Regions from separate parts of the Mus musculus genome. Here regions 1, 3, 4 and 5 are each linked to region 2. A link is a loop called in an ENCODE intact Hi-C map of the cell type or tissue named here. Cell type or tissue: left cerebral cortex. All regions are shown on one strand.

Evidence for each region. A loop is a pair of places that touch in the nucleus more often than their neighbours do. Peaks named below come from ENCODE experiments on the same cell type or tissue, not always from the same donor. Only the 100,000 strongest peaks of a DNase experiment are listed, where the experiment ranks them.
Region 1: it touches region 2 in a loop (5-fold over the local background); 14 of 42 quality-filtered maps call a loop at or near these places.
Region 3: a loop joins it to region 2, with 5 times the contacts of the local background. A loop is called at or near these places in 30 of 42 quality-filtered maps.
Region 4: it touches region 2 in a loop (9-fold over the local background); 41 of 42 quality-filtered maps call a loop at or near these places.
Region 5: a loop joins it to region 2, with 5 times the contacts of the local background. A loop is called at or near these places in 6 of 42 quality-filtered maps.

The regions. Positions count from the first base shown.
Region 1 is chr2:157,289,924-157,293,923 of GRCm38, reverse strand. It overlaps Rpn2 (ribophorin II), which reads right to left. Exons shown (of 17, transcript NM_019642.4): 4 at 3,212-3,387. Among named protein-coding and RNA genes, the nearest start is that of Mroh8, 12 kb to the right of the region's middle. In left cerebral cortex, a CTCF peak has its summit at 1,626 (motif pointing left); a DNase peak (open chromatin) is centred at 1,623.
Region 2 is chr2:157,455,781-157,459,780 of GRCm38, reverse strand. Src (Rous sarcoma oncogene) reads right to left here. Exons shown (of 15, transcript NM_009271.3): 4 at 2,450-2,704; 5 at 1,148-1,247; 6 at 921-938. The coding sequence starts at 2,696. Among named protein-coding and RNA genes, the nearest start is that of Src, 33 kb to the right of the region's middle. In left cerebral cortex, CTCF peaks have their summits at 1,086 (motif pointing left) and 2,149 (motif pointing right); DNase peaks (open chromatin) are centred at 1,120 and 2,106; H3K4me3 peaks cover 617 bases; H3K27ac peaks cover 1,456 bases.
Region 3 is chr2:157,565,683-157,569,682 of GRCm38, reverse strand. Blcap (bladder cancer associated protein) reads left to right here and starts at 3,322. Exons shown (of 2, transcript NM_016916.3): 1 at 3,322-3,435. In left cerebral cortex, a CTCF peak has its summit at 1,520 (motif pointing right); DNase peaks (open chromatin) are centred at 3,105 and 3,274; H3K4me3 peaks cover 1,545 bases; H3K27ac peaks cover 1,459 bases.
Region 4 is chr2:157,339,268-157,343,267 of GRCm38, reverse strand. The region is part of intron 1 of Ghrh (growth hormone releasing hormone); the gene reads left to right. Among named protein-coding and RNA genes, the nearest start is that of Ghrh, 5.4 kb to the left of the region's middle. In left cerebral cortex, a CTCF peak has its summit at 1,539 (motif pointing left); DNase peaks (open chromatin) are centred at 1,543, 2,078, 2,805, 3,488 and 1 more place; H3K27ac peaks cover 1,735 bases.
Region 5 is chr2:157,365,553-157,369,552 of GRCm38, reverse strand. It overlaps Manbal (mannosidase, beta A, lysosomal-like), which reads right to left and starts at 1,959. Exons shown (of 3, transcript NM_026968.3): 1 at 1,913-1,959. In left cerebral cortex, no CTCF peak of the experiment used is centred here; a DNase peak (open chromatin) is centred at 1,943; H3K4me3 peaks cover 1,563 bases; H3K27ac peaks cover 1,256 bases.

The sequences.
Region 1 (4,000 bases), 170 kb after region 2:
CCCAGCATCCTGACGCAAGGGCTGTAGGTGCAGGATAGAAGGGCACAGATTTAGTCTTCACCTAGTCTCATGTTCTTCTAACATGTATTTAGTGTTCTCTGTATGAGAATACATGTATAATACATACTTAATTCTTATGAGCAATGACTCTATACTACCTACATGTATCAGTCTTTACTCAATTTTTAAAACTTCATTGTTGTATTTTCGGAGGTGGCCTCAAACTTGCTGACGATGACCTTGAATTCCTGGTCCCCCTGCCTCACTTCCTGAGTCCTGGGATCACAGATGGATACCATTACCTGGTTTATGTAGTACTGGGAATTAAAATCCAGGACCTTAAGCATGCTGTGGAAGCATTCTACCCACTGCAGTCCTCCAACAGTATCCTATCAACCGAGCTGTATATCGAGCTCCTTACTCTCCAAAATTCAAAAGAAAGTGAATTCAGAGCTACTTACTAAAGTCATAACGTCCAACCACCATCCCTGTTCATGTAAGAACATTTCCCTGAGTTCCTGAGCAGGACTCTATTTGGAACTAAGGAACTTAAGCAGTTCCTCTCCATGGTGTCTACCTCAGCCATCTCCCAGCAACACAATTCTACACACTTGTTTGTTCTGGATAGTCTTGTAAATAAAGTCGCATAGTAGTCATCTTGTTGGGATAGTGCTGAGCATCAGTTTCTGGCTCTGGGGCATCCCAAGCAAGCATCCTACCACTGGGACAGAGCCCCTACTATGTGACCTTTTATCTTTGGCTTTTGAGGCTCATCCATACTGTGGCACATATCAGCCCTTCATTGTTGTAGTTTTTTGATTTCCGAGACAGGGTTTCTCTGTGTAGCCCTGGCTGTCCTGGAACTCACTCTGTAGACCAGGCTAGCCTTTAACTCAGAAATCCGCCTGCCTCTGCCTCCCACGTCCTGGGATTAAAGGCGTACACCACCATTGCCCGGTTCATTCTTCATTTTTTACTCACATATTTTTACTAAGAGGACATTCTAGGGGCTAGAGAGACGGTTCAACAGAGCACCGACTGTTCTTCTAGAGGTTCTGAGTTCACTTCCCAGTGGCTCCTAACCATCTGTAATGGGATCTGATGCCCTCTTCTAATGTACATCAACAGTGCCTGTGCACTCACACATAAAATCAAATGAAGAAGAAGAAGAGGAGGAGGAAGAGGAGGAGGAGGAGGAACATTTTTTAAAAAGTATTATTCTATAAGAAAAACATTTTGTTGGGTATGTTGGTACACTAATCTTTAATCACAGCCCTCAGGAGGCAGAGGCAGGTAGATGTCTGTGATTCAAGGCCATCCTGGGCTACATATCGAGGTCCAGGACAGCTAGGACTATATACTGTCTCCAAAAAAAAAGGAAAAAAAAGTTGTCCCCTGATTTCTACATGTGTGTCACAGGGCGCATTCCTCTCCCTCCACACACACACACACACACACACACACCCCTAAATAACAATAACAAGAAAACATTTTAAGGTGGAATGTGGCTATACTCATGTACTCATGTCATTTTTTAATTAGTTATTATTTTTTTCTGCATGCAGACTGTCTGGACGGAGAACATAACCAGTTCCCTAGGTAAAATGTGGGCAGCTGAGGCCCCCTGGTGGTCAAACGGTCTGCAACTTCAGCACTGATGCCTGAGCCCCTGTGTTTTTAAGTGTCAGGGAATGTAGAGCAAGAATCTGTCTTCTTGTGTTGAGAGCATAACAATTTAGATTCCCACCATGGAAAGCTAATTCTATTAAGATGACAAGTCAGAAAACAGAAGAGTCACAATGTAAGGAGAGAAGCCCCCTGAGAGTTCAGCCGCTCCTACAAGGCCTTTTGGGTTAGTTTCTATGGTACTGGGCCTTTTGGGTTGGTTTTTATGGTACTGGGTCTTGCAAACTAAGTGTTTTACCTTTGTTCACCACTTCCAGTCCCTAATCCCAACGTTCTGAAAGGAGGAGTTGGTACCATCAACCTGCTATGAACAAAAGCAACTGGGGGGGGAGGGGGTGGTTATCTGGCTTATACTTCCTTATCATAATTCATCATCAAAGGAGATCAGGCCAGGAACTCAAAACAGGCCAAGAACCGGAAGGAACAAAGTGAGTTCTAGGAGAGCAAGGGCTACACAGAGAAACCCCGTCTTGCAAAACCAACAGTAACAAACAAACACATGGACTGCTCCTGAGGAACAATACCTCGATTCACCTCTGCTCTCCATATCCATGCCCTCAAGAGCATCTGACACACAGGCATACACACTCTCATGTGTGGGGTAAATCATTTTATCACCTATGCCTTTTGCAGAGGACCAGAGTCAGATTTGCAGAATATATTATCCCCTGAGAACCCACCATGTGCCCACAATAGATGCAGCTTCTCACAGCACCCAAGAAGCCAGTAAGAGCCTGTTCTCCACAGAACCCTAGTGCCAACACTGCAGCAAACCTGGCCTAACCTCTCCACAAACTGCATGCAGCTCACAGCCCTCACTGTCCTTGCTCCAGCCTCCTGTCTATGTGGGATGGTGGGCTTACACTGCCTCAGTCCTTGGCCTCTGCCTGAACACCTTATGAACAGATATGTCTATGTGAATTCCACAAGGTCAAGGACTGGACCTTGCTGCCTTAATTCAAGTGCCAGTCCCTGGGACTGGGGAGACGACTCAGTTGGTCCGTGTCTGCCATGCAGGCGTGGTGAGTTCAGACTCCTAGCACCCATGGAAAAGATGGAGAAGGCAGTGTGTCTGTAACCCCAGCACTAGCAGAAAGACCCCTGGAGCTCATTAGCTAGCTTGTCTCAAAAAACAAGGTAGAATGCACATGCCTGTAATTCCAGCACTTGGGAGGCAGAGACAGGTAGATCTCTGTGAGTTCAAGGTCAGCCGGGACTGCACAGGGAGTTCTAGGATAGCCAGGTATAAATAGTGAAACCCTACCTAAAATTAGAAAAACAAAACAAAACCCAAGGTGGAAAGTGACTGAGGAAGATACCTGCTGTTAACCTCTGGCCTCCACTTGCAAATACAGCCCCAGCCCCTTGACCCCCTACCCCACAATCACAACAGTGTCTGCACATCTAGCAGAGCACCTGGCTCACAGCAGATGTCTAGAAATGTGCACTGCAGAAATGAAAAAGCATTCTCAGGTCAGTAACCAACACAAACAAACCTCAAAAAGTCTTCAAAGCGACAACTTACGCTAGCACAGTCTCTTCCTTGCCGAGGCGAGCGGTAAGGGCACCGAGGGCTTCATTGGATGCCAAGGGAAGCCCAAACCCGCTGAGTGCTGCAACTGCATGGTAGATCTGGGCAATGGGGGAGTCTTCACTCACTGCTGCCAGCAGGAGCTCTTTGGTCTCATTTGAAACAGATATCTAGGAAAGGAATGGCGGACACAGAGTTAGAAGAGGTTCCAGCAGTTTGTGAAAGGCATACCGACCGTGGTAAGAACACAGCTGCCAAGGCTACGTCCACGCAGCACCCAGAGTCAAGTGTTCATAATGTCAACACCACCTCTGCTCTGAGTGGGTTTTGTCAACTTGACACAAGCTATAGAGTTACCTGAGAAGACAGAACCCCAACTGAGGAAATGCCTCACTACGACTGGCCTATATCTATAGTCAAGTCCATAGACCATTTTCTTGATTAGAAATTGATGTGGGAGGGCCCAGCCCTTGTGGGTGGTGCCTCCTCTGGGCAGCCGGTCCTGGGGCATATGAGTGAGCAGGCTGAGCAGGCCACGAGGAACAAGCAGGTGAACAGCTATCCTCTACTGCCTCTTCCCCAGTTCCGGCCTAGAGTTCCCGCACTGACTACTCTCGATGATGAACTGTGACGTGGAAGTGTAAGCCAAATAACCGTCCCCAACCCCCTCCCACTCCAAGGTGCTTTGGGTCATGCCGTTTCATCACAGCAACAGAAATCTCCCAAAGGATAACAACACGCTGCTTGTCCACTTAAAGTAATCTACATCGACTGAATGATCGA
Region 2 (4,000 bases):
TGGGCTTGCTATCGGTAGCCACATGACCTTGGACAAGGGCCTTCCTGACTTTGAGCCTCAGTTTCCTCATTCACAAAATAGAGCCAGCCCCTCCACCATTGCTGCTGTCCCCACCCCACCCCCCGGGGATCAGAGATAACGAGATGGAGGGGTATGAATGACAGTGACCGGTGCAGAACGTGGAACCTGCTCACTTTTGCCTCACACAACGGGCATCCCCTCCCTGGATCTTGAGGGCTGAATAGGAGTTCACCAGATGGATACAGGAGAAGTATTTCAGGCAAACGGAGTAGCATGCACGAGGAACGGGAGGCATGAGCAGCGAGACACGCCCAGGGAGACGGAAAGCCTACCTCTTTAGCCAGACCTTTGGGGCACTTTATGATGGATCCTCTCTACCCTCCAGAGCAGCTCAAATCAAAGTCCCCAAGCCTTACCTGCTCCAGGGAGAGGCCTCCACAGCCCAGCACATACCTCCAACCAGCAGCTGCCCCCCTCCCAGGGATGCTGCCCTTACCTGCTGTGGCTCACTGTCCTTCCTTGGATGGGCAGTCTGATAGAGACAGCCCCCTCTCCCGGGGACATCTTGCAGGGACCCCGGCCTGCTTCTATCCACCCCTGACCTGGTCTGGTGTAACCCACTCCCCACCACACTGCCTCCCTCCCTGGCCTACAGAATACACTGGGTCCTGCATGTAGCTGGCACCCAATGTGGAATCACAAATCAGAACAGGGAGGAAGAGAGCTAACAGGAAGGTGTGGGGAGAAGATGGAGGGTCGGCTCATACAGGTGGGATGCAGGGTAAGCTAAAGGGACGGGGAGAGAGCTGGAAACACACAGGGGCGGTGGAGGAAGCACATGCAGAGAGCAGCCCCCAGCCTCAGCGAAGCATCCCCCTCTACCTGGCCTCGGTACACACCTGACATCCACCTTCCTCCTAAGGGCCAGCGAGAGAGAAGCAGAGAGAAGGAGAGGCTGAGGTGCGAAGACAGGGCCCAGGACAAGGGAGGATACTGGTTGGGGTCTAGGGAGGGCCGCCACCCACCAAGAGCAGAAGCAGCCCTGTAGGCTCTGCACCGCCCTCTGCCGGCAGCTCTCGGTAAGACAGACCCACGCTCCCAGTGCAGTCCCCGCCAGGCCACTCACGTGTTATTGACAATCTGCAGCCGCTCCCCTTTCTTGAAGGACAGGTCAGTCTCTGTCCGTGACTCATAGTCATAGAGGGCCACAAAGGTGGTCACCCCACCTGCAGAGAAGGATGAGAGGTGTCAGAACCCTGCAGGGGCTGGGTCAGGCGCCGTTCTCACTCACCAGCCTGTCCCTGGGAGGAAGCTAAGTACGCTGTGCCTTCCTGCTGGGCTGCAGACTAGGTGTTCCTTATCTAATGAGTCTATTGACACAAGCAGAAGTCCCGTCCCCGTCCCCGTCCCCCCCGTCCCTGTCCCCCCCCCCCCCCGAGATCAGGCTCCCTTGCTCTGCACTCAGGGGCAGCACACAGAAGATGCCCCAAGCCCCACACTTAAGGGACTCTGCCTGTGTGTGTGCCTGGCAGCTCGAGGTTTCTGGTCCAAGTTTCAGGACCCTTCCCCTGATTCTCCCCTCACCCACAGCTGCTCCGTGGAATCCTGCATCCCACCCTCGGTTGCCCGAGGCTCCACAAATGCTTCTCAAATGATCGAATGGGTGTGTGGCTGCATGGCGGGAAGTGGGCTGCCCGTCCAAAGGTCTCACCACAACCAAGTTCCTGTGGTGGGATGTGGAGCTGGGAACCCCTACATCCCGTGTCTGCATTCTGCATGCAAGATGGTAGACAGGCCCATCTGAGGGGGCGAGGTTGTATGCACACCTGTATCTGTGTGTGCTCTGGCCCAGGTGTCTCTAGGAATTGTTGGTGTCTCCACTCAGTGTGGGTTCATGCCCAATGTGGGCATATAACATGGTTGAGTCTGGGTGGGATTTGTACGTGTAGGTGTGCAGCCATGCGTGTGGCTCTGTCTGAGCGTGGGATTTGCACGCATGGGCGTGCAGCCGTGAGTATGGCTCCGTCAGAGTGTGGGATTTGCACGTGTGGGTGTGTAGCCATGCATGCAGGAGCGTGAGTCACCCCGCTCAGCTCCTGGGCGGCAGGGCTGCCGCACCACACAGCGCCAGCAGAGGGCGCAGGGGCGCACTCGGGCCATCGCACAGCAGAGCCAGGAACAAAGGCTGGGCGGAGGCGGCAGCTAGTCCGTGGCGGTCCATCCCCTGAGGGCCTCAGGGTCCCCTCCCCTACAACCCTCTCCTTCAGAACCCGTTATATACTCTGAACCTGGGAGCCCGAAAGCGCCAGGAGCCCCGCTTTCCAGTTTACGAATCCTTCCCCATTCGCAGCCTCGGGAAAACCGAGTCCCCAGAACCCAGAGAGGGTGCACCACAGCTCAGGGACACACAGCAAGGGGGAGGGCTGACCTGCCAGAGGCCCCGCCCTCTGCGGGGAGGTGACGGTGTCCGAGGAGTTGAAGCCTCCGAAGAGCTTGGGCTCGGCCGCGGGCGGCACGAAGGCGGCGCTGGGCCCGCGGTGGCCGTCGGCGGAGGCGGGCTTGCTCGGTGTCTGTGAGGCCGGGAAGGCGCCCCCTGCCCCGTGCACGTTTTCCGAGGGCTCCAGGCTGCGGCGCCGCTGGCTGGCGTCCTTGGGCTTGCTCTTGTTGCTGCCCATGGTCCTGGCTAGGGGCGACAGAAATCCCCGAGGTAGAGGAGAGCCTCTGGGAGGAGACAAGCCACCCCACCCACTTATCGGATAGGGAAACTGAGGTCCTAAGAAGGGGACTAGCCACCCTGGGAGGACTCGTCTCATTACACCTGTCAAATGAATTGCTGGCACCTTAGGACACAGCTATGGAGAGAAGACATACCAGTCCAAAGTCCTGACTGCTGGACCCAAAGTCAGTTTCAGTCTTTCTTAGGCAGGGACACTTGAGTCATATCTATGTCCCCAGCACATAGGAGGGGCTCATTTAAGGATTGCTGAATGAATCCATGCCTGACAAGTCGTCTAACACTGGGGGAAGGTGCAGTACAGTACGGTGGCTTGAAGAAGGGATGGCCAGGCCTCCTGGTCACAGGACCTTTGCAAACACTATTCCCTGACAGCTTCACCTCCCAACTCAGTTTCCTTCAGCTGTCAGCTCAAAGTTACTTCCTGGGTCAGGCAGATGGCTACACAGGTAAAGGCACCTGTCACAGACACTGCTGACCTCAGTTCAATCCCCAGGACCCACATGGTGAAAAGAGGTGGACTGGGGCTGGAGAGGTGGCTCAGCAGTTAAGAGCACTGACTGCCTTTCCAGAGGTCCTGAGTTCAAATTCCAGCAATCACATGGTGGCTCACAACCATCTGTAACGAGACCTGATTCCTTTTCCTGATGTCTGAGGACAGCTACAGTGTACTTACTTACATATAAATCAAGAAAGAAAGAAAGAAAGAAAGAAAGAAAGAAAGAAAGAAAGAAAGAAAGAAAGAGGGAGGGAGGGAGGGAGGAAGGGAGGAAGGGAGGAAGGGAGGAAGGGAGGAAGGGAGGAAGAGAGGAAGAGAGGAAGGAAGGAAGGAAGAAAGAAAGAAAGAAAGAAAGAAAGAAAGAAAGAAAGAAAAAGAAAGAAAGGAAGGAAGGAAGGAAGGAAGGAAGGAAGGAAGGAAGGAAGGAAGGAAGGAAGAGAAACTTCAAGTCACATCCTTTAGGAAGGGGTCCTCAAATTCTTTCATGAGCCCCCAAACTACTGTACCCCCTTGGTTATATGTAGCCCCCTCTTCTTTTAATTCATGAATTGCTCCTGGTATGCACGGAGTGAGGTATACAGCAGGTGCTTAACAAACAACCAAATGATGAGCAGGGGGAGCAAGTCTGAGAGGTCCAGGGACCTGGATACACAGAGGGACCAAGTGAAAGGCCCCATGCCACCCGATGCCTGCTACCTTCCACATCCGTGCCCAACCCAGGAAGCTGGGCTGGGGCTCCCCTCTCC
Region 3 (4,000 bases), 110 kb before region 2:
ACATACTGAGTCTCAATTCCTATTTCATAATAATGACAACACCAAAGTCCAGATTGCAACCAGATCTCTGGATTCAGAAATCAGTGTCTGAATACACAATGACCGAAAACATTCCCCAGCAGGGTCTTTTAAAATATGCTTTTCCTTTTTTTTTTTTTTTTTTTTTAATTTTTTATAGGACCATCGAATGTTTCCCTTGAGACCTGAGCCAAGTCTTTGCTTGGTCCCTTCCCCTCCAGACCCCCTGAACCCACTAATTTGATTGCTATCACCTCTGTTCAGTATCATCAACTCTTGAGCTAGACAATGGGATCCTGCTTTTTGCACTGGTGTGGGTCCAGCTCTTTCTAACCCGCATCCTGTATATGTCAGATTAATCTGTAGTGCTTTAGTGGTTTGTTACATTTATGCATAAAATATGTGTGTCAGAGGGGATTGGTTCTAAGGCCCAAATATGAGGATGCTGCTCAAGTCCCTCATACTATGGTGCAGCATCCACAGGCTCCCCACACACCTCCTCTACACTCCAGCTCTAGAAAACTGAGCTAAAACTGGTTTGGGACCACCCCAGGACCAGGGTACATAATTTACATATCAAAACAGACCTGGCCTCCAGGTTCTCCCAGCATCCCTCAGTCCCCTCCTGGCCCCCAACCCTGAACTTTCCAGCCCAGGGGCTGGGCTGCTCTTCCCTCAGTGGCTCCTCCCTATAGAAATCCAGACATTTTGCTCCCTCGAGCTCTCTCTTTCCCTCCGTCCCTTTCTCCTTCCCTTCTGTCTCCCACTCCCCATGGGGACTTTTCCGGCCTCGTTCCTTAGGGCCAGTGAATTCACCAGAGAGCAGCTTCCCAATAAACCTGCCTTCAAAATATTCTAATCTGGCTTGAATTGGCTCATTTCACTGGCGGCAGAGAAATAACCTATCAAAATCCTGTAAGTGCGATAACAGCTCTTCTGTTTTCAGGCAGTAATTTGAGTTGCCCCCATTCAGTGCTCAGACCGCTATTCATTTAACAAGAGCTCCCTGGCCCTCTGTTTTCTTCTGTTGTTAGATGACAGAAAACCAGGTACAGGTAAAGGACTCATAAGCAATTAAACATGAGGGTCACAGCCCAACCCGCTGTGGTCTCAACCCATCCCCGCTCAGGTGTGACACCTGGAACTGGGATCATCTTGTGCCCATGAACTGAAGGATAACAGAGTGTTGGAAGAAACCCAGGTCCTCTGAGACACCAAGCCATTCCATGTATCCGCCACTCATTTCCTTTTTTTTTTTTTTTTTGTTTTTGTTTTTTGTTGTTGTTTGTTGTTGTTTTTTGAGACAGGGTTTCTCTGTGTAGCTCTGGCTGTTCTGGAACACACTTTGTAGACTAGGCTGGCCTCAAACTCAGAAATCTGCCTGCCTCTGCCTCCTGAGTGCTGAGATTAAAGGTGTGCACCACCACGCCCGGCCACTCATTTCCTTTTTTTTTTTTTTTTTAAGATTTATTTTTTATTATTATATCTAAGTACACTGTAGCTGTCTTCAGATGCACCAGAAGAGGGCATCAGATCTCATTACAGATGGTTGTGAGCCACCATGTGGTTGCTGGGATTTGAACTCAGAACCTTCGGAAGAGCAGTCGGTGCTTTTAACCACTGAGCCATCTCGCCAGCCCCTCCTTTTTAAGGCAGTAATTTACTGTTAAGAAAGAAAGAAAGAAAGAAAGAAAGAAAGAAAGAAAGAAAGAAAGAAAGAAAGAGAGAGAGAGGCAACATGAAGAACAGGCTACAGAGCCATCTCATTCCCGAATCCAAGGTGTCCAAAGTCTCCCACGTGAGTCAGCACCAGCCAGCTCCACTCCACGGAACCCCTGCTTCATGGACCAGCCTGTGGCAGTAGGGACAAGAGAGTCTGCTGCACCCCGCTTCTGCAGTTCCTTTCCCAGCTCCTCCCTAGATCACCATTGGCCTCCTTCCTTCCTGCCTTGGATCCCCTTGGCTTCTAGACACTACCAAGACCCGTGTGCTGAGGGAGGCCCACCAGCCCTTATACAGGTCCACTCTCTCCATCCACGGTGTGCCCAGGCATTTCCGCTACTGAGTTCTCTGTCCCACTTCTGATTGTCCCCTAGCAGCCTGTCTTCGGGCCTTTCCACCCTGGCCAAGGGCTCTTCACCTCTTCTTCATCCCTACAGCCACAGCTTAGGAGTCAATGCCTGTGCCTCAGTATGTGCTTCCCGCACCCAGTTTGATATGATCTCTTCTAGCTCCCTTAGTCACTACCTGTCTGAGTCACCATGACTTTGTGTCTGGAAAGATGTTCTGGTTGCTTAACTGGCTTCCTGTCCCAAACCTCACTTTCATGTTTTCTAACCCTGAAAGTCAATGGCCTCGGAGAGACCCAGATTTCTTTTCATTGCCTCGAAGAACATAGCTTCCCATGTCTCTCAAGACAAAAATTCAAATTCATGACCAAGGTACCTGTCATATTCCTTGTTCACCTTCCACCCTTAGGGTTGTCACCTCCATGTCTGGAACAAGACCCCTCACTCACACAATGCACAAACTCAATATGCCTAAGACGGCCCCAACCCTCGCCCACTCCAGACACCAGGATTCCACTCATTTCTCCTCTCTTTACTTTGCCTCCTAGTGCCTTCCACGATGCCTAATTACAAATCATGTACTGGTGCGACTACAAGTGGTTACTGGGTGGTAGTCTCTCCACTATCCCCCGACACTCACTCTCACCCTGGTGACTGAGAAAATTGGGGTCAGGAGTAGAATTGTACCTCCTTAGCCTCTAGCACTGCGCTTGCGCACAGTATGAGGTCAGGAACGTGGCTAATAAGCTAGTAAGTGACCACACTGACTCATCTAGACATTAACAAGCCTGGGGCAAGCCATTTCCTCACCAAGGAGGAAGCACGTCCTCAGCCCGTGGTTGAAGGGCCAGATCTGAGCCACGAGAAGTTTTCCCAAAGTACACAAATCACAAGGTGCTAAGGATTCTGCGGAGTTACGCTCATCAGCGTAACTACACCTCGCTCGCCCGCGGAGCTCTCAAAGAGTAAGAATCACAATCTGCTGCATATGCATGAAGGGGACCATGGGCCGGAGGTTCGGGGCTGCCTAAGATACGCCTGACCAAATATTCCACGGGTTTGAAGACCTTAGCGCCCCATAATTTTATTCAAGTCTACTAAAAACTCAGAAAGGACATTTCGTGGCGGATACTGAGGGGAGAGTGTCTGAGAGTAGCCTCGCTTTGAGCCAGTTTGTCAGGCGTTCTCAGAAGACAGCTCGGTTCTGGACCGGGGGTCCTTGGACCGCTCCACTAGAAGACGAAGGGGGCGTCTCCCCAGCTCCTGCGGCGTTGGTGGCGAGCTAAGGTGGAGGCAAGCAGCGGCGGCGACGGCGACAGTGGCGGCAGTGCCATGGTGGGGCTCGCAGGTATCGTGGCGTCGCCCGCCTGGGCAGGGTGAGAGCGCTCGGTGCGGCCGCGCCGCCATGTTAGCCCTCCGGGGTCACCTTAGGCGTCGCTTGGCCTCTCGCCGGGGCTTTCCGCGCGGCCGGGGTCGGGCGCACCCTTGTCTGGCGTCAGATGACCTCCCCTTTTCGTCCCAACCTGGGCCTTGGGGGTGGTCCCTTCCCGTCCCTTGGGTGGGTTCCGGGGTTCCTTAGCTGTCACTCTGGCCTCCAAGGTCAGCGCGCTCCCGGGACGGGGCTGGGAGGGGCGGGCGCGACCACCACCTCCTCTGTTCCGGACCTTGGCGAGGGGCTCAGCTTCTGGGAGGCTGGACACTCTTTCCTCGCCACTTCAGTTTCTCTCCCCCCCCCCTTTTTTTTTCTTTTTCTTCCCCCACCCTTATCCGAAGGAGTGTGGGGAGAAAGTAGAAGTGGGCCCCGAACGCTCTCTTTTGTGTCCGGAGTGATAGGGTGACCATCTGCTACGGGTCCCGTGTGCTTCTCACTTCCACCAACTTTTCGTCGAGTCTGGACACCGGTTCCCTCTCCA
Region 4 (4,000 bases), 120 kb after region 2:
CCTGGTTCCTGACCACCAAGCACCAGAGGGTATTGTCTGATGGGAAGATACAAAAGGACAGATGGAAGCTCAAAGGGACGATGAGATGCGCAAATCAACTAGCGAATGCCTTCTTATTGTTTAGCATTCTGGAATGCTTGTCTATAAGAGATCCATCTGAGAGAGCTGTAAACTGGGTCAGAGCCTGGCTCTGTGGGCTCCGGGCTTCATGAAGTTACCACATCTGAAAGGTTCTGGTGTTAATCAAAAGCTAGCTATTTATTTATTTATTTATTTATTTATTTATTTATTTATTTATGTGTGTGTGTGCGCGCACGCACGCGCACCAAGCAGCATTATATATACGGAGGTCAGGGAAAACTTGTGTGATGAATGCATGTGAAATGCACAGAGCCATCTTCCCTCACAGTACCCCTGTCACAAACCACGGGAAAGTGTTAATCTTATCACATTGAGAACTCTACCTGACAGGATCTACAGAGACATCCACTGGCTCTACTCCATGGGAAATCTGCTATCTGTTGTAGGGCTGGAGGATATTTGCCTCAGGGTGCTGTAGCTGGGCCAGGGTGGTTACAGTGTTCTGGAATGAAAGGCAAATACTTGTTTGACTCAGGCCCCTACTTACTGTCTGTGTGAGACTAGACATAGCATTCTGCTTCTCCGAGGTTCAGCTTTTTCGGTCCTGCAGTGGGAGCCCTAGGTGTTCCTAATCCTGACGGCTGCTGAGTGGTGAAGTCATGCATGGATGGATATCACCAGCTGGGCTGTAGTTCAGGACAACTGGGATTCAGTAAATGACAGGGAATTGCTGGCCCCAGGTGACAGGGCTAGAGCTTCAGGCTGAGTCCTAGCCATGAATTCTGGCTTCTGGAGTTTAGTAGCAGAGCTACCAGGGAGCCAGGTGGGAGTGGGGCTGGGTGTGGCAGGGCTGATCTTGGGCTAAATGACTGGGAGTGGGTGAAAGTGGGGTTGGAAGAAGAACTCAGACATCTTGCTTCTGGTTGCTGGTGCTAGGCTACTAGGTCCTTTAACTGAAGTGGAACCACGGAGCGGAAATGAAGCCATATTAGAGCCCTGACGTTTTTATGTCATGGAAAACTGAGAACTGGATTCAGACAGGACTTTGGGGTTTGCCTATGATGGGGAAAATAATAAGAACGTCCACTTCTCTACCGCAGAACCGATTGTCGCTAAGACATGCTAACCCTGAGACTTCGGAGGAGATCCCATTAGAAGCTCCCTCCTTACTGACTGACACATGTTCTTGGTCCTGAGGTGTGCTGAGAGACCTGGGTGATATACCCTGGTCCTGAGGCAGGGCTTGAGCCAGGATGTTCCCCTAAATGGAAACACAGCTAAAAGCTTGGGTATGAACTGGGAAGAGGAAGATGAAGGGGCTTGGGTGGCAGAGTGAAGGATGGCAGATCTGATCAGAACCTGCTTTGTTAATGGGATTTCATAGGGAACAAAGCCCCACACAAGGGGGCTTCTGACATTGAAACAAAGCCTGACACCACCAAAGACTGGAGAACAGCGCCACCTTCTGGCTGCCTGAGGCTATGACCCTTCTCTCCGGGAAGACTCCCAGGGCTTTTAGGGAAACCATCTAATGTCTGATGTCTTAGTGTCCTAGAACAAAAACGACCCATTTGAGCTCATTTCTGGTGAGCCTGAGATTGTGCTCTCTTACCAACTCCCCCTCCTCACCAACACACCTGCTATTCGGACCCGGATCAGCTTTGGTCCCCAGCATCTGGAGGGGCTTAGAGAAAGAAAGCGCCCCGCCACACACCCCACCCCTGCACACACACACACACACACACACACACACACACACACACACACACACACACTATAAAATCATCCAACCCCAGGGGAGATCCCACCCCAGGCTGGGAGAATGTTTCTTGGAGAGACAGGCCAAGGAGATGTAGAGACAGGCCCCATGTAGGGACAGTAGCCTTGTAGCATGAGGCTTGGATTAACTCTATTCACCCTATAGCCAGCCCGGTATACATTTATAGCTCATAGTTCCCCTGCCACAGTGAGATATTCTAAGCAAGAAGAATTTACTAGAACTGTTACATAAGGGGGCAGCACTTTCGAGTAACCCGGAGGTGTTACACAGAGACAACTGTGCATCGCTGAGCTACAATTCCAGTCCCCTTTAAAATTTTTATTTTGAAAATTACCTAGGCCGGCCTTGAACCCTCCTTGACCTTGTGGTCCTTCTACCTCCATCTACCGGGATGGAGGATGCTGGGATTAGAGACCAGCTTGGATAGGCAAGTCTTGACTTTGCCTCTTCATTGGAGACCTCCTTGGATACAGGCTGGTTTTTTTTGTTTGTTTGTTTTTGTTTTTTGTTTTTTAAAAGGGGGGGGGCTTCAGCATTACCACCCAGCCAATGCGCCTTTTCTGGAGGAACCATACAGACTAGGAGAGAGGACCAACCAGGCCAGTTTACAGAAAAAGAAACCAAGGCTCAGAGAAATCAAGTGACTTGTCTGGGGCCACCCAGAAAGGCTACAGTAGCCAACACTGGTGGCCTGGCTCTGACATAACACACATGTACATCCACGTGACCCTTGCTACTGAGGACTCCATAAACAGACCCAGAAGGGCAAGAGAGTCAAGGGAACCGGGAAGTCCAGGGTCTGGGACTTCTCCATCTCCTGCACAGTGCTCTGGGGCAGGCTGGGAATGCTTCCATCGTTCACACAAAGTGGGGTCTGAGGCCCACAGATAGGCCCCCTTTGTTCATGGGCTCTCCCTCCCCACTGCCTGCCCAGCCTGCAGCAGCCACCTCTTTGAATGGCTGGCTCTCACACTGGAAATTTGCAACACAAATGTGCGGCCTGTCTCCCTCTCAGCCTGTCCACCGCTGCCCCAGCCTTTGGGGGGACTTCTAGAATCCACCTCTCTCTGGGGTGCTTTCTTTTTTGTTTCAGCTCAAGCCCCTAGACACCAACACAATCACTAATTAAGGTCGGGTTAAAAACACATCTTGGGAAGGAGCCAGTGCTGAGCGAGGCCAGCCAGCCAGAGCGGGGTGGTGGGAATCGGAGGTGGAGGCTGGATTTTTATTCTTGAGACTCTGGCTTTCTCACCCCATTTTAGTAGGCTTGTCAACAAATAAAGCCTGTTAGTAAGATGGCTTCCAGCTTCCCTAACCATTCCGCTTGGCTTTCTGAGCTCAGGACTGGCTGGAAATTGTTGCTAAGACACAGCCTGTCTCCACTTCCTTACCGGGGAGGCAGGTGTCATGACCCCACCTTGCAAACGCAGTAACTGGGGTGCAGAAGGATGAAGTGCCCTGTCCAGATTCCCTCGTGGGGCAGAGCGTGGTTTCATAGGAACTCACTGGCCGCCTCCTTTCCCAGCTGAAGAAGTGCTTCCTGGTTAAAGTGACCTTTCCTTCTCCCTGCAATTCTTGAGCGCTTTTGTGTGTTTTTGGAATTGAAGCTTCTGCTTCTCACAGCCCTCTGATGCTGGGTCTCCTTATTTCTCAAGGCCCAAATCCAGCTCAGAGGACAGAGACCCAGACATTCCCAAATGGCGGAAATGAGACCTTGGCGCTCAGGATCACTAGTGCAAAGAGCGCTGCAGCCTGGGGGTGGTGGGGGCTAATTAGATGTTTAGTAAGAGTTTGTAAGAGAAGGAAACAAATGCTGGATTAAGAACTGGCCAGCAGTAGTGCTCCCTCGCCCTGGAGGGAATGCAAAAGGCACAACTTGGGTCTGGAGGACAGTTTGTTAGTCAGTCCCTCTTCATCCTCTTCCTCTTCTTCCTCCTCCTCCTCCCCCCTCTCCTCCTCTTCTTCCTCCTCCTCTCACTCCTCCTCCCCCTCCTTCTCCTCTTCCTCCTCCTCTTCCTTCTCTTCCTCTTCTTCCTCTTTCTCCTCCTCTTCCTCCTTCTCCCCCTCCTCCTCCTTTTCTTCCTCCTCCTCTTCCTCCTCCTCCTCTTCTTTCTCCCCCTCCTCTCCTCTTCTTCCTCC
Region 5 (4,000 bases), 90 kb after region 2:
TGGCACTGTCAGAGCCAAGTCTTTTACCCTAAAAACTTCAGTTAATAAAACCTTTCAAGAAGACGCTGCAGTTGCTTGGGACAGAATACAGTTTCTATCCCAACACTAGGGAGACAGACAGATCTCTTTGAGTTCTAAACCAGTCTGGTCTGTATGCTGAATTCCAGGCCAGCCAAAACTGAAACCCTGTCTAAAAATAAAGAAATATTTTAATGGCATATTAATCTGAAGTTATTAATTCTATCAATAATGATTGCAGGGAATATGGTCCTTAAGGGATCACATGGGTGGCTTTAATGCTCTGTTCCATCCCAGTATCATAGTTAATAATGGTGTCCTTTGGGGCACATAGAATTTGAAACACACTGGCAACATTTGATGACGTCCACACTGCTGGCGCTGCATCATCACATGCCTTCCAATTCCCCACTTGCTGGCACTTCAAAACTGCCTTCATGTGTTCTTCTGCTGGGACTATAGCAGAGACCTCCACACTGGCAGTGACGTCCGCTATGGAGATTTTGGTTTCAGAACGAATCCATCCCTAACCTGTGTGACCATCCCTTATTCCCAGGAAGTGGCTTTGTGCTCTTGTTTCAGGGGAGGCCTGGCTGAAGCCTTCACATAGCGTAAGGCAGTCTTTGTCCGTTTCTACTCACAAATTCGATGCCATCTCTATCCTAACTAAGTAAACATTTACTACACACTATGGCTGTAACCTTGGCAATGTGAGGTTCAAAAACAAAACTACCACTTATTGATGTTTCAGCAAAGTTCCCATGGAGCCCTCAAATTTGCTATGCAGCCCAGAACAGTATAGGCATGCTCTGCCCCACCCCCAGACTTAGGATGCAAGGGATAAAAACCAAGGCTTTTACACGCTGGGTAAGCCCTCTTCCAACTCAGCCATATCACCAGCTCTGATTTTTAATTTTGATTTTTTTTTTTTCGAGACAGGGTTTCTCTGTGTAGCTTTGGTTGACTTGGAACTTATTCTGTAGACCAGGCTAGCCTCCAACCCACAGAGCTCCTCCAGGATGGCCAGGGCTGCACAGAGAAACCCTGTCTTGGAAAAACAACAAAAATTTTGTTCTCACCAAATAGCTTAGCAACTTTAGCCTAAGAATCTTCCTTTAAAAAAAAAAAAAAGGCTGTTTAAAATAGCACCTTTTTCAGCAAACCCCAAAGGCTATCATTACTACTCTTGTGCTGATATGAGGGTTACACAGGCAGCTGTCCTACGTGACTAATGAGGGGGTAGCGTATACAGAGGGATACGCCAAGCAAGACGATGACCTACGTGTAAAGCAGGAAGAGGTAAAACTTCATCGTGCTACTATCTTAGGGCCGGGAAGAACAGTTCTGGGGTCTGAACATGGGACTCAAGCACGCTGGGTGAGTCTCCACTACTGAGCTACTCAAAACACACAAATTCAAAGCCATGCGCGGTTTGTTTCTGGAGTCTTCCACTTTCTATTTCCAGGTGTCAGGTCACTGGAACCGCAGACACCGGGGAGGCTATCGCATTCCCCATCCCTTTCTCTGGCAGTTTTCTCTCAAGCACACACTGCAACTAAGCACTGATACGCTCCCGGCCTTCGCATCCTCCGCACAGGCCCAAGGGAGCCTTCTGCGGGGAAGGAAAGTGACCGGGAGAGGAAGATCGAGATGCCCGAGGTAACACAGCCATCCAGGGCACACCCGACAAGCCAAGCCCCGGCTGGTCCCGGCGCAGGGCAGGCTGGGCCCTGGCCCTGCACAACCCTCGCGAGGGCCCCAGTCTCCTCGGAACGCAGACTGCCTTTACAGATAACTGCCCTCCGCAACCCCGGAAGCCGCTGTAACCCGCAACGCCGCCCCGATCCCGCCCGCCGGGAAGCCTCGGCCGGGTTATCCGAGCCTCAATACTTACCTCCCGGAACGCCGCGCCGCCGCACCGGAAGTGATCCCTCGTGACCCGGAAGCGATGTGCTGGGAGCAGCAGCAGATTCCGCTCAGCGGGTTTTACCAGGTCCACCGCTTCCTCGCCGTCTTCCTCCTGCTCTCCCCTAATTAGACACCGAAGGTTGAAGCTTTAATGAATTTTTTATTTGATTTGAGACAGGGTCTCAACAGTGTAGCTCTGACTGGCCTCGAACTGGGGGCAATTCTCCTGATTACAGCCGGTCTCCCCCCAGTTTAGAACTCAGTTCTAAGTCTGAGCCAGAAATCTACAATATAAGGGGTAGGACAAACATTACCATGCTATAATTCAGACAAAAACAAATCACCATAATAAATTAAAAAGAGACCAGTGAACATCTCTGCTTCCATGGAGTTTATAGTCAGTAAGTCACATAATAGATAGGGAATCCTTAATGCGATAAATGTTTGGAAGGCAAAAATCAGCATTGAAATAAGTGCGGCAGACCAGTTAGGAATGGAGTTTAATGGGCAGTGATGTGATTGGTGCCTGATAGTCAAGCCTTCACAGTCTCCCACGCTGACCAATGTGACCCATAGAATTTTGGGGAAATACTGAGCTTGAGTTCCGAGATTAAGACAGAAAAACATTGTGACTTCCTCTTTCCTCGCTCTTGATCATTCCTGGGAAGTCCCGCAGAGTGAGATTCACGTGGGCAGTTATCAAGCCTCCAGCCAACGAACTCAGCTTGGCAGCCAGATAAACTATCTCTAGGTCAGCTGATGTGGCCCTGACCCCTAAATCCTTTAATTATGTGTGCCACGGGTGGGTATTGGTGTGGGTACGGGTGTGGCATATGCACTCACATGCATGTACCTATGGCTGCTGAGGCCAGAGTATATCACGTGTCTTGCTCTATTATAGTCCACCTTATTCCCTTGAGATAGGGAAAGCCGCAGGGATCCCGTATCCATCCTCTCCTCTCCTCTGCCTTGGACTGGCGTTAAAGATGTATGAGTGACCATGCCTGGCTTTTTACTTTGGGTCTTTGAGACCTTCATGTTTAGTCAATAAGCACTCTCACTCACTGAGCCATGCCCAGCCTCAAAATCAATTGTGTAGATGGATTTTGGGTTGTTTGGTTTTTTGTTTTTGTTTTTTCCTTTTTCTTTTCTACTTCTGAGGCAGAATCCTCAAGCGTGCTGCTCCAAACTCCTGCTGCTGTGAGGTCCTCCCAATGGTAGACATAGACGGTCATCGACAACCCAAGCCAAAACAAACTTGCAAAGTTTCTTCTATCGGAGCCTAACAGCAACAAACGAGTAACTAGGGACTGGAGAGAGGCTCAGTGGTTAAGTGTGTCTGCTGCTCTTCCAAAAGAACCTGGGCTTGGTTCCTAGCACCCACATAATGGCACAAAATCCTTTATAACACCAATGTCAGGAAACCAGAAGCTTTCTTCTGGTCTCTGTGTACCAAGCACACATGTGATACAAATACATACATGCAGACAAAACATTATATATATTATATATGTTATGTTATATTATATATACATACACACACACACACACACACACACACACACACACACATATATATGGTCTGGAGAGAACAAATATTTAATACAGGACTTGCCCTAAAAGTGCCCAATATGTATGGATAGATAAAGACAGTCATTTTTGCTTGAGCGTTTTTTATTTTTGAGACAGGGTCTCACAGTGTCATCCTAGCTGGCCTGGAACTCTCTATATAGATATATAGACCAGGTTAGCTTTGAACTCACAGAGATACGTCTACCTCTGTCTCCCTAATGCTGAGATTAAAGGTGTGAGCAACCACACCCAGAAAAAAAAAAGATGTTTTATGAATTCTTTACCCTCTATTCAAAGATATATCAGAACTTAACCTCTACTGTTCCAGAATGTGATTCTATTTGGAGGCAGGATTTTTGTGGGGGAAGGGGTTGCAGTGAACCTTATGGACGGTGTTCAAGAGAATAGGGCTCCCTAAGCCCCTCCCCTTCTTCCACGGGTCTAGGATAGAAACTGTGATGGGTCTTAGTGCTGGGGCTGAGTTGGGACAGGGACTCCTCAG